Linked DNA regions of Mus musculus: regions 2, 3 and 4 are each linked to region 1. A link is a loop called in an ENCODE intact Hi-C map of the cell type or tissue named here. Cell type or tissue: heart. All regions are shown on one strand. Region 1 has its middle 26 kb from the start of Slc28a3. Region 2 overlaps Spata31d1d (spermatogenesis associated 31 subfamily D, member 1D). Region 3 has its middle 20 kb from the start of Tut7. Region 4 holds the start of 4930528D03Rik (RIKEN cDNA 4930528D03 gene).

Region 1 (2,500 bases):
GTAGGTAGGTCATCCCACTACTGAGGGCTAGGACTGAGCAGACCTGAAGCTTCTGGGGCAGGCAGGAGTTCTCAGCCTGTGATGCACACAAGGCAGAGTCAGAGGACAGGCCAGTGAAGACCATCGCTATCACAGGTTAGGCCCCCCTCTTTACAGGTCTAGGTGAGGGTGCTGTACCCATCACTGTCTGGTTGTTTTGGGAGTTTTTGGGCTTGGATTTCTTCATACGCTTTTTACATACCCATGTGCTCATACACTCCCATTTTGTTCCAGTAAATTCATAAGATAGCTCCTTTCTTTTACTTCCAATGAGTTATTTATCACTCTGACTTGTGTGTGTGTACCGCCCACAGATGTATTGTTTATGCAAACAGCAAGGGGCCAGGCCATCCTGCTCCTGAGTTTGCGCTTAAGATGGAACCATACACTGTGCGTACAGTGGAGCCTCACAGCAAGGCACGGGGAAATCTCCAGGGTGAGGACATCCATGTCCTTTGAACAACTGAAGCCACTTCAGTGATGTTTCATCCTGTGGGCAGTGTTCAGGGCTTTTCAAACCCAAGGGCCTTGGGGGCGTTTCAGAACTCAGTCTCAGACCTTGGTTGTGGCCGAGTCTGGTTTGTAGAGAATGCTAAGGTGACACAGAACTCTGAGCCCTTTAAGACTAGGGACAGGAGAGCACGCTGGGGAAAGCCCAGGCATGGGGCTAAAGACCTGATGCAGGCTTTTAGTTAGCATCAGCAGCACGCAGAGCTCTGCAGACAGAGATCAAAGGGATCTCTACCGAGTGCTCTTTCTACCTTCCTCCTCTCCCTCCCTCTTCTACCCCCTCTCTCCCCCTATTCCTTTCCCCTCAGTTTTCTGTGTGTATGTGAAGGTAAATATGGCATGTATTTGTGTGTAGAGGCCAGAGGATAACCTTGGGTCTCATTCCCCAGGAGCCATCCGCCACAGAGTGTCTCAGTGTTCTGGGGCTGAGCATGCAAGACTGGCCCGGCTATTGAGCCCCAAGGAGCTGCCTATCTCTCCCTTCCCAGCGTTGGGATATACACTACCATACCTGGCTTTACAAAATGAAACGAAACAAAACAAAACAAAGCACAAGGGTTTAGGAATGGAATGAGCTATTAATGTTTACAAGTCGAGCACTGAGAATATATGTCTATGAATATAAATAAGAAAGAAGGGAAGGGCTTTGTTTATCCCAACTGATCTTTCAAATTCTTTTTTTTTTTTTTTTTTTTTTTTTTTTGAGACAGGGTTTCTCTTTATAGCTCTGGCTATCTTGGAGCTCACTTTGTAGACCAGGTTGGCCTCGAACTCAGAAATCCGCCTGCCTCTGCCTCCCGAGTGATGGGCGTGCACCACCACGCCCGGCTTTTCAAATTCTATCTTTTCCTGGAGGAGGCAGGTGCCTCCGGAAGGGAAGAAGCCTGACCTGTGATGACTCGAAAAGACCACTTGGTGGCAGTGTTTCACTTTGTTTGACGCAGGGCGCCGGACTCCACTACAGTGAAACCTCTTCTGGGAATGTTTTTGGACCATCCCTCAAGTTTCAATTTATGGATATTAGACAAAGATGCAAAATAAGACCCTGAGTGGAAAATAATGGCTGTAACTGATACCTTCTGGCTCCTGATTGTCTTCTTTCCTCCTTACAGTCAAGAGTCAGAGGGAGAAGCCGGGCTCTTGGGGACTGCATACTATGTGAAAGCCCAGGAGGGAAAAGCAAAATTGTATCAACAGGGCAAGCATGCTCAGAAAGGGCGTGAGGCCCCAGAGCCCAAGCAAGTAACCTGCACTGTGGACAGCTGGGGGGATTAATCATAGCCACCTGAATGAGGCTCTGATCTTTTGCAGGTAGCTCCCCAAGGGCAGTTATGAATACAGTCACAAATAACAAACTTACTTTAAATGTTAATGAGATTTTATTTATTTATTTATTTATTTATTTATTTATTTATTATAACTTGATTGTGTGGTTCTCAAGTGTGAATTTCTCAATGATAATGCTATGTGGTTATGCAGTCTCAGAGACAAGACCAGCCACCCAGCCAGGAGTGGTGGTGCACACTTTTAATTCCAATACTCTGGAGGCAGATGTAGGAGGATCTTTGTGAATACCAGATCAGCCAGAGATACACAGGGAGAAGAACATGTCTCCAAAGGAGAAAAAAAGTGTATATATAAAAAGTATATATCTTTAGGATACATATGTGTGTGTGTATATATATATATTTTTTTCTTTAAATGAATTTTGTGTGCCCCTGAGCCACATTCCCAAGATACACATGATGTATATGCAAACATTCTAAACGCAGAAAGGAAGAAAGAAAGAAAGAAAGAAAGAAAGAAAGAAAGGAAGGAAGGAAGAAAGAAAGGAAGAAAAGCATGCTGGTCCCAAAAACTTCAGATAAAGGTTACTCCACCCTCTGGAGTCTGGGTGGAGATCTCTAAGCTCATGTCTCCCCAGTCCTGGGCAGGATAAAGATGGCTGTGT
Region 2 (2,500 bases), 1.1 Mb after region 1:
TTACCTGTGAGGTCTCTGAAGATTGATCTGACAGACTGCCTGAGTGGCCCTGTAGGTTCTCATGGTCAGATGGCAGGCTGTTGTCTAGAGCAGTCTTGGAGTTACTGCAGATATATTTTTGGATAATCTCTAGAGTCTGTTCGTGTGCTTTTACTGTTTTTCTCTCTACAGAAACAGACTTCTCTTGGGGGCTTCCAGATTGGTTCGACACAGTGTTGGGCCAGGCTTTGTTGTCTTTGTGCTTAAAGCCAGAGAGCCCAGAGCTGCTCTTAGATGCTTCTGAAGGGTCAGGATTTGCCCACAGCTGCGACTTATAGATCCCCTGAGGCAGGCCCCAGCGCTGTAGGATGAGCCTCTTTCGAAGGTGCTGCTCGAACATCTTCTGGAACCCGTCAGCCAGGGGGAAGTCTCTAGGAGGAACGGACCTGGGAGTTTGGAGCTTGGAGGACTTTATGGCCAGGGAGAGCTTTGAAGGAAGGAGGGAAAGTTCTTCCTGAGGTTTTTGGACCACAGAGGGTAAAGCCCACTCCCTCTCCGGGTCTTTCGCCATCATGTTGTACTCTAGGTGGTGGATTTCCGATTGCAATAGAGCTTTTGCCTCCTGGGATCTGCGGAAATACACACCGCAAACCCTAACCTGAGATTGAGAGGACGGTGACGGCCCTGGGAGTGTTTGAAGCTGGGAGTGGGGTGTGGCAAGCTGGATGCTCTGGTACTGAGATTGAGTCAAGGTCTGTGATTGTCTCTCAGGCAAGGGCAGAGGTGAGGGGGGAGCCAGGGCCGGGGAGTCTGTGGTCCTGTTGAACCAGATGCACATGGAAGAGCAGTGAGATGACAGTGTAGTGATACAGCTCATGGACTCGCTGTGGAGATAAGGGAGGCCCCAGAAGTGCTGCATGGGCATGGCCTCTAACTGGCCCCCAGAGCTCTGCACTTGAGCAAGCCCCTGCTGAGGATTGAGCTCGCTGAGTATGACTCTGCTGCCCCCTAGGGGAAAGGAGGCTCCTAGGTTCTGCTCAGCAGTTGGTTCTGCTTCTCCTTCCCTGTCCTTCAGTGTAAGAACGTCAGCCTGGCTTTCCTCTTGTCTCTCAAGTATTTTCAGGACTTTCTGGGGCACTGTGAAATGGGGTGAGGCTTGTCCCCGCCAAAAATCTTCAGAAGAGCAGTGGTTGGGTATCTCTTGGTTAACTAAGCATTTTAACTGGGATGGGGAGGAGCTCTGAGCACCAGGCTGCTGCTGGTAGGACACTGGCAAGGCATCACAAGTTGTTGTTGCATGGAGAAACTGGTCACCATGGCTGCCAGCCAAGGAGAGAATGTCTTCCGGTCTTAAAGGCCCTTCTGTTTGCTGAGCTGCAGGATGTGCCACGGAAGGAGACTTGGGAAGTGGGTGAGGTAGGAGGTGATCCAGTGGGAAACCAGTGCTTGTGAGAGTGGGCTCTGGTGGCAGAGAGTCACCCTGTGGTGTGCCCAAAAGGGTGTCTTCCAAGGGGGTGAACGTGCTAGTTGAGAGAATGGAGGGAGGAGGGGGAGAAGGTGCAACTGAAAAAGATGAGAGCTGATATCCCGAAGGGCTTGGGGAGAGGGAAGAAGAGAGAGTGAATGAGGCCTCAGTCACAGAAGCTGTGGAGGCCATGGAAGCCATACTGGATGCAGAGGCAGAGCAGTCTTCTAGGCTGGCCCATGAGAGCAGTCGCCTGACCTTCACTGTGGCTCCATTGCACACATCACAACGGGGATCCTGACAAAGCGCTTGCCGGAAGTAGAAGGGGTCGTAGAGCTGCCCACAGGGGCTGAAGAACACACAAAGTTCAGATCTGTAGTCAGGACCTGGGTTCCAGTTAGCTTTACCTGTCAACTTGACATAACCTAGGCTTTACCTGAGAGAAGAGACTCTGTGGAGGGATTGCCTAGATAAGACAGGCCTGCGGGAAGGTTGTCTTGGCTGTTTGAAGGCCCGGCCCATCCCTAGGCAGATGGTGCTGCCGTGTTTAAGAAAACTAGTTGACTATGAACCTACCTCCACTTGAGCTAGCAAGCAGTACTCCCCACAGTGCTTGGATGTGAAGTAGGTTGCTCACATCCTTGCTTGGAGGCAATGATGTGTACAGTAGCAGTCAGGTCTGCCTTCAAGTTCCTGCCTTGACTTCCCTCAACAAGTGAGCATGGTCTGGATGTGTAGGCTGAAGGAAACCTTTGTTCCTTAAAGTCCCTTTTGGTTAGGGTGTTTTATCACACCGACAGATTCAAAACTAGGACAACCAGCACGCATAAAAAAGAAGGTCTACCAGCCCATTTGGGGTGCGGATACCCGAAGCTTTTGTGCTTATTCCTCTTGCTCTGTCCTTGGCCACCAGGGAGGCTGCAGTCTCACCCCATACCCCCAGTTTATACACTTATTCCTTTGCTCCTTTAGCTATCCCTTCCCATGACAAGAGTAGGCTATGCTAAGTCCCCGGGACACATTGACCTTGGGGTGGGGTTTTGGGGGGACAGGCGG
Region 3 (2,500 bases), 1.2 Mb after region 1:
CAACCCCAAGAGACAAAGCAAGGTGTCCTCTCTTTAAGGTCCCTTCTGGGGAGGAAGGGAGAATGGAAGTCTTGCATCCCGAGGAAATGGAAACTTAGTTAGTGTGTGACCTGTGTGCTCTGAGGTATAAATCATACCATGTGTCAGGGGTCACACAGATAGGGAAGTAAGGCTGGATAATTAATATGTGACTGGAGTCAGACTACCTTGAACCCCAGCGTGGATGGGGGTGGGATGTTCTTACCTTCCTAGGGCGTGGTTCCCTGGATGGCCCACGCTTTCTCAGACTTACCTTAGTTAGGGTGGTCAGGGTGTTATTGAGCTCGGAGGGGGATGTGAGCGCCCGTCTCGCCAGCAAGAACGACGCCACAATAGGATCCTTCTGCACACGTTTATTGGGAGAGCATTGATTGCATAAGCGAAAGACCCTGAGCCCAGAAATGGTGCTGCTTATATAGGCCTAGGAGTGACGTGTCCATACCTGATTGGTTATGCTACCAGTACCTCATTAATATGTGTCGGGCCAGGCAGTGACTCGGCAAAAACCTCTTATGCACATGCGCACATTGGTTGTTTACCCATAATCATGGGCAGTGGCCAGTGGTAGCCAGCGCCACTCTGCAACGGCACATGTGGCTTCCCCCAGGGGGAGGGGTAACAACCTGTGCCCCAAACCACATTTAGCCACCCAGTTCCAGTAAGTCAGTTAAAAAGAGTCACATTGTTAGAGTTAATAACCAAAAGCAGAATAAGGGTTGTCATTAAGTGTGGCCATATTGGAAAGAGGGACAAAGGTCCAGCAGATTCCTCAAGCCCGTCCTCAGGGTGCAGAAGTGAGATCAAAGTTTAAATAAAGGGCAGAGGATGTGTGCACTTAAGCAGTGTCAATCAAAGTGAGGTCCCGCCCACCACTGACTCGGAGCCCGGGCTTCAGTCTCCTGAGGTAGTTTGACAAGATGTTAGAACTGTGTGAATTCTCTTCTGGGAGTCAAGTGAGGTGTGTCTCTTTCCCTGCGTGGGGCTCCAGAGAAATTCCCACTGCTTTGGGCTCCATTGTTTCAGTAGTCTGACAGACCGAGAGACAAGTGTTCTTTGGAATGTCTTCATTTCCTCCGGTTACAGTGACATCGGCTATATCCAAGGAAGTCCACTGTGGGCCCAGGGTGTGTCTGGGGAAGGTTTGAGGCAGAGGACATGTGCCTGATGTGTCAGATGAGCTAGCAGCCCATGCGACCTGACACAGTGAGCCAGGTGGGGATGGGGTGGAAAGCTACCACGACCAGATCCCAGTTTGTTACTATGTGAGAGCATGTGAGAACAGGAAACAAACTATCCATGCCCAGGACCTGCCCTCAAACTTCTTTGTTCAGAGAACTAATTAATAATTCCTCAAAAAGTTAAATATGGAACAATCATATGGCCTAATAACTCCGTTTTTGATCTAAATCCCCAAAATGCAGGAGGCAGAATCCCCAAAGGAGCATTTGCATGTGTTCATAGTAGCAGTACTTATAGCAACCACGAGGTGGCAGCAAATCATGCCAATTGGCAAACCATGTTACTTAGTATCCAGGGTTGGGTTCCTGCGGTTTAAGAAGGAACAGGACCGTGGTCAATTTGACTATATCAGGAATGAACTACAATACGGAAATGGAGGGCACACCTGTGATCCGGATCTTGAAGCAGAAAGACAACATGCCTTTAATCTGCATCTTGAGGCTGAGGACAGGGGTTTTTCATCCAGCGCTTGAGGTGGGATGACACAGCCTTTACTTCAGATCTTGAGGCACACAATCCAGGCCATACCTTCTGCTGGAGACCTACATAAGGACAATGGAAGAAGGAAGGAAGGTACGGATCTGGAATAGGCATCTAAAGGTTTCTAAGTGTGCTCTTGAAGAGAATCTCCTTGCCAGTAGCCCTAGAGCTCAAGTTGTGGAAGATCAAACAGAAGCCCTCAAAAAGATGGCTGAATTACTACAAAAATCAAGTCTGAGCCTCAGAGGGTGTCAGCAGCAGTTAAAGTAAGGTCATTAATTGGCAAAGACTGGGATCCTATAACTTGGAATGGGAATGTGTGGAAGGACCCTATTGAAGCTGAGAACTTTGAACTCTCAGATCCTCAAGGGTCTACCTCACCTGAGGATGCAATACTTTCAGTCCCACCCCTTGAAATATTGCCCTTTTCACCTGAGGAAATTAATCCTTTATTATTAGATAAACCAGCAGTGACTTTCTCTGAAGAGAATGCCAGGCAAGACAATATTGATGTTCCTCAAGGCTCACCAATCATTGCCTCTAGACCTATAGACTAGACTATAGACTATAGACTCAAGGTAAGGCAGGCCCCTAGAGGGGAGGTAGAAAGTGTAGTCCATGAGGAAATGTGTTACACTCCTAAAGAGCTTAATGAGTTTGCTAATCCATTTAAGCAGAAGTCTGGGGAATATGTGTGGGAATAGATTTTAAGGGTGTGGGATAGTGGTGGAAGGAACATAAA
Region 4 (2,500 bases), 1.1 Mb after region 1:
AAGGCTTCTGGGAAGACTAGGCTAACAAGTGGAATGGCAGAGTAGGCTAGCAGTGTATGTTGATGATGGGGTACTCTGAGTGGAAGAGGGCGAACTGGGGAGTATGACAGCCTGGAAGACTAGGATGTGGCTGGTGGTCAGGTGGCCGAAAAAGATGTCATAGGTCTAGGTCTAGGGACAGAGCAGGATAGCATACTAGAGGGCCACAGACTAGGGTGAGATGGGCGTGTGACAATACGGGGGGGGGGGCAGGACATGGCCTGATACACTGACCAGTGTGATTTTTGAACTGGCTTTCCTAGAAGGTAGGATGAGTAGGAGCAGGTGAGGTGAGGTTTGGTGTGTGTTTGGTGTGCACAGCAGGTATAGAGGACTTGGCACACTGGGAAGACTGGGGTGAACAGGGGAACAAGCAAGGGCCACCATGTGTCATCACTATAGTGTGTCAGGGAACAAGGAAGGCTGTGGAGACAGGCGGATGCAGATATGGTGAGAACAGAAATGACTGTTGAAGGCTAGGAGGTAGGTTATAAGAACAGGTGTCACAGCTAGAGGGGGTGACACCACTGAGAGCCTGGAGTAAGTCAGGACATTCTACAGAGTAGGGATTGGAGTGAGTGGTGGCACCAGGCACTATTGTGACACTAGAGATGGGAATGCTGGTGGGTCATGTGACTTCATAATTGGGATTTGGGCAAGAGCTCCATGAGAGGAAAAGGGGTCCAACTGCTTGGCATCAGACTAGGGTGACTTGTGGAAGTTGGTTGACTGGCAGCTCGGAAGGTAGGAAGCTAGGCGGAGATGGGGAGCAGTAGGAGCTGGGCTGGGTGGGACGGGAAGTGTGAGACATTGAGTACTGTGGGGTCAGGTATAGAACAGGTTGGGTACTCTAGTGTGATGTAGTGGAGCAAACATTAGTGTCTTGGTTAGGTTTTCCATTGCTGTGAACAGACACCATGACACAAGACAACTTTTACAAATGACGGCGTTTAATGGGGGCTGGCTTACAGTTTCAGAGCTTCAGTCCATTATCATCATGGTGGAAAGCATGGCAGCATCCAGGCAGGCATGGCACTGGAGAAGTGGAGAGTCCTACATCCTGATATGAAGGCAGCCAGGAGAAGACTAATGGTCTGAAAGCCCACCCACCCCTGCAGTGACACACTTCCTCCAACTAGGCCATGCCTCCTAAGAGTGTCACTCCCTATGGGCCAAGCATATTCAAGCTACCATAACTAGGGTGTGGGGTGGGTGTGGGTGCGGGATGTTCTGAATGGCTCGTGGGATGTCCTTCCCACTGATGGGATCATGTGAGTGTGTGTTGTGTCTGACCAGTAGATCACAACCTGGGTTCTAGCCTGGAAAGGCATTTTGGAAACCTGGAAGAGAAGAGGGGCTGGGCTGCGCGAGATAAGGAAGGAACCAAGACAAAGCTCTCTGCTCAAGGTTCAATTTTTACTATTTCGGCACTCAGTTATAAAGGAAGTGGGAGGGGCCCAATTCCCGCCAAATAATCTTGGAGTCCAGTAGCAGGGTGATCACGTGATGGCTTCGGAACAGCAAAGCTGCAGGTTCCAGCAGTGGGCGTGGCAGAACGATTGAGCTGGCAAGCTCCACCCCTGAGCAAGCAGGTTTCAGACTGGGGGAGGGGAGACTACAAGTGTGGGCACTGGGCAGACTCACTTATCAGAAACATCAAGGACAGACTGCAATTGGTAAGGTGCATCAGGGTGACAGAAGGACAGTGTGCAACTTTGGACTACAAGGATTTGGGTTACAGTGTTTCAAAGTCTTACATTGAGACTCTTGATGCATTTGCAGCTTCCTGGTGTGTGGGGTGAGAAGATGGGGATCTAGTTTAACGTTCTACATGTAGACACACTCTGTCTGTTGAAGATGCTATCATCGTCCTAGTGAGTATTTCTTAGGCCTGGTGGGTATTGGGGGTTAGATCCAGGCTCTTGTGCCTGTGCTGCAAGCACTTTAACCAACTAACTAGCCCACCTCCCAGCTCCTGGATCTTAGATTAGTATATTAGATCCCTGTTTGACATACTGAGTCCTAAGTTGGGGCAGTGATTCCCTCCAACGACTAAGATTACACCTTTTAAAAGAAAGAGCTCTTTTTTTTTTTTTTGTAGGGTTTGGAGATGTGTGTGCATGTATTTGTGGGTAGATGTATGTGCACACCTGTGTTCAGATGTATGTGCATGTGTGTGCATGTATGTGGTGGGATCAGAGGTTACTATCTTTTGTCTTCTATTTTAAAAACTGAGTGTGTTATTTAATATTTATGCGTGTATATGATGCTTGCATCATTTCTTTCACCTCCAGTTCCTTCCCAATCCTCTCTCCCAACTCCTCCCACAACTCCTCCCACAACTCCTCCCACAACCCCCCCCCCCCCAGAAAGGGATTGTCCTTTCTCTGCCAGCCATCAGCTCTCAGTCGCTCCTCAGAAGGGATGAGGGTTCATAAGCCACTCCCCATCATGCTGGGTC

Evidence for each region. Peaks named below come from ENCODE experiments on the same cell type or tissue, not always from the same donor. Only the 100,000 strongest peaks of a DNase experiment are listed, where the experiment ranks them.
Region 2: a loop joins it to region 1, with 5 times the contacts of the local background. A loop is called at or near these places in 9 of 42 quality-filtered maps.
Region 3: it touches region 1 in a loop (11-fold over the local background); 15 of 42 quality-filtered maps call a loop at or near these places.
Region 4: a loop joins it to region 1, with 4 times the contacts of the local background. A loop is called at or near these places in 9 of 42 quality-filtered maps.

Annotation. Positions count from the first base shown.
Region 1 is chr13:58,636,076-58,638,575 of GRCm38, forward strand. No RefSeq gene overlaps it. Among named protein-coding and RNA genes, the nearest start is that of Slc28a3, 26 kb to the left of the region's middle. In heart, a CTCF peak has its summit at 1,460 (motif pointing right); no DNase peak of the experiment used is centred here; H3K27me3 peaks cover 999 bases.
Region 2 is chr13:59,727,625-59,730,124 of GRCm38, forward strand. Spata31d1d (spermatogenesis associated 31 subfamily D, member 1D) reads right to left here. Exons shown (of 4, transcript NM_177711.3): 4 at 1-1,793. Among named protein-coding and RNA genes, the nearest start is that of Spata31d1d, 2.9 kb to the right of the region's middle. In heart, no CTCF peak of the experiment used is centred here; a DNase peak (open chromatin) is centred at 977; H3K27ac peaks cover 1,106 bases.
Region 3 is chr13:59,841,468-59,843,967 of GRCm38, forward strand. No RefSeq gene overlaps it. Among named protein-coding and RNA genes, the nearest start is that of Tut7, 20 kb to the left of the region's middle. In heart, a CTCF peak has its summit at 1,521 (motif pointing right); DNase peaks (open chromatin) are centred at 494, 924, 1,064 and 1,544; H3K4me3 peaks cover 414 bases; H3K27ac peaks cover 582 bases.
Region 4 is chr13:59,732,926-59,735,425 of GRCm38, forward strand. It overlaps 4930528D03Rik (RIKEN cDNA 4930528D03 gene), which reads left to right and starts at 725. Exons shown (of 3, transcript NR_045977.1): 1 at 725-783; 2 at 1,011-1,913. In heart, no CTCF peak of the experiment used is centred here; a DNase peak (open chromatin) is centred at 1,496.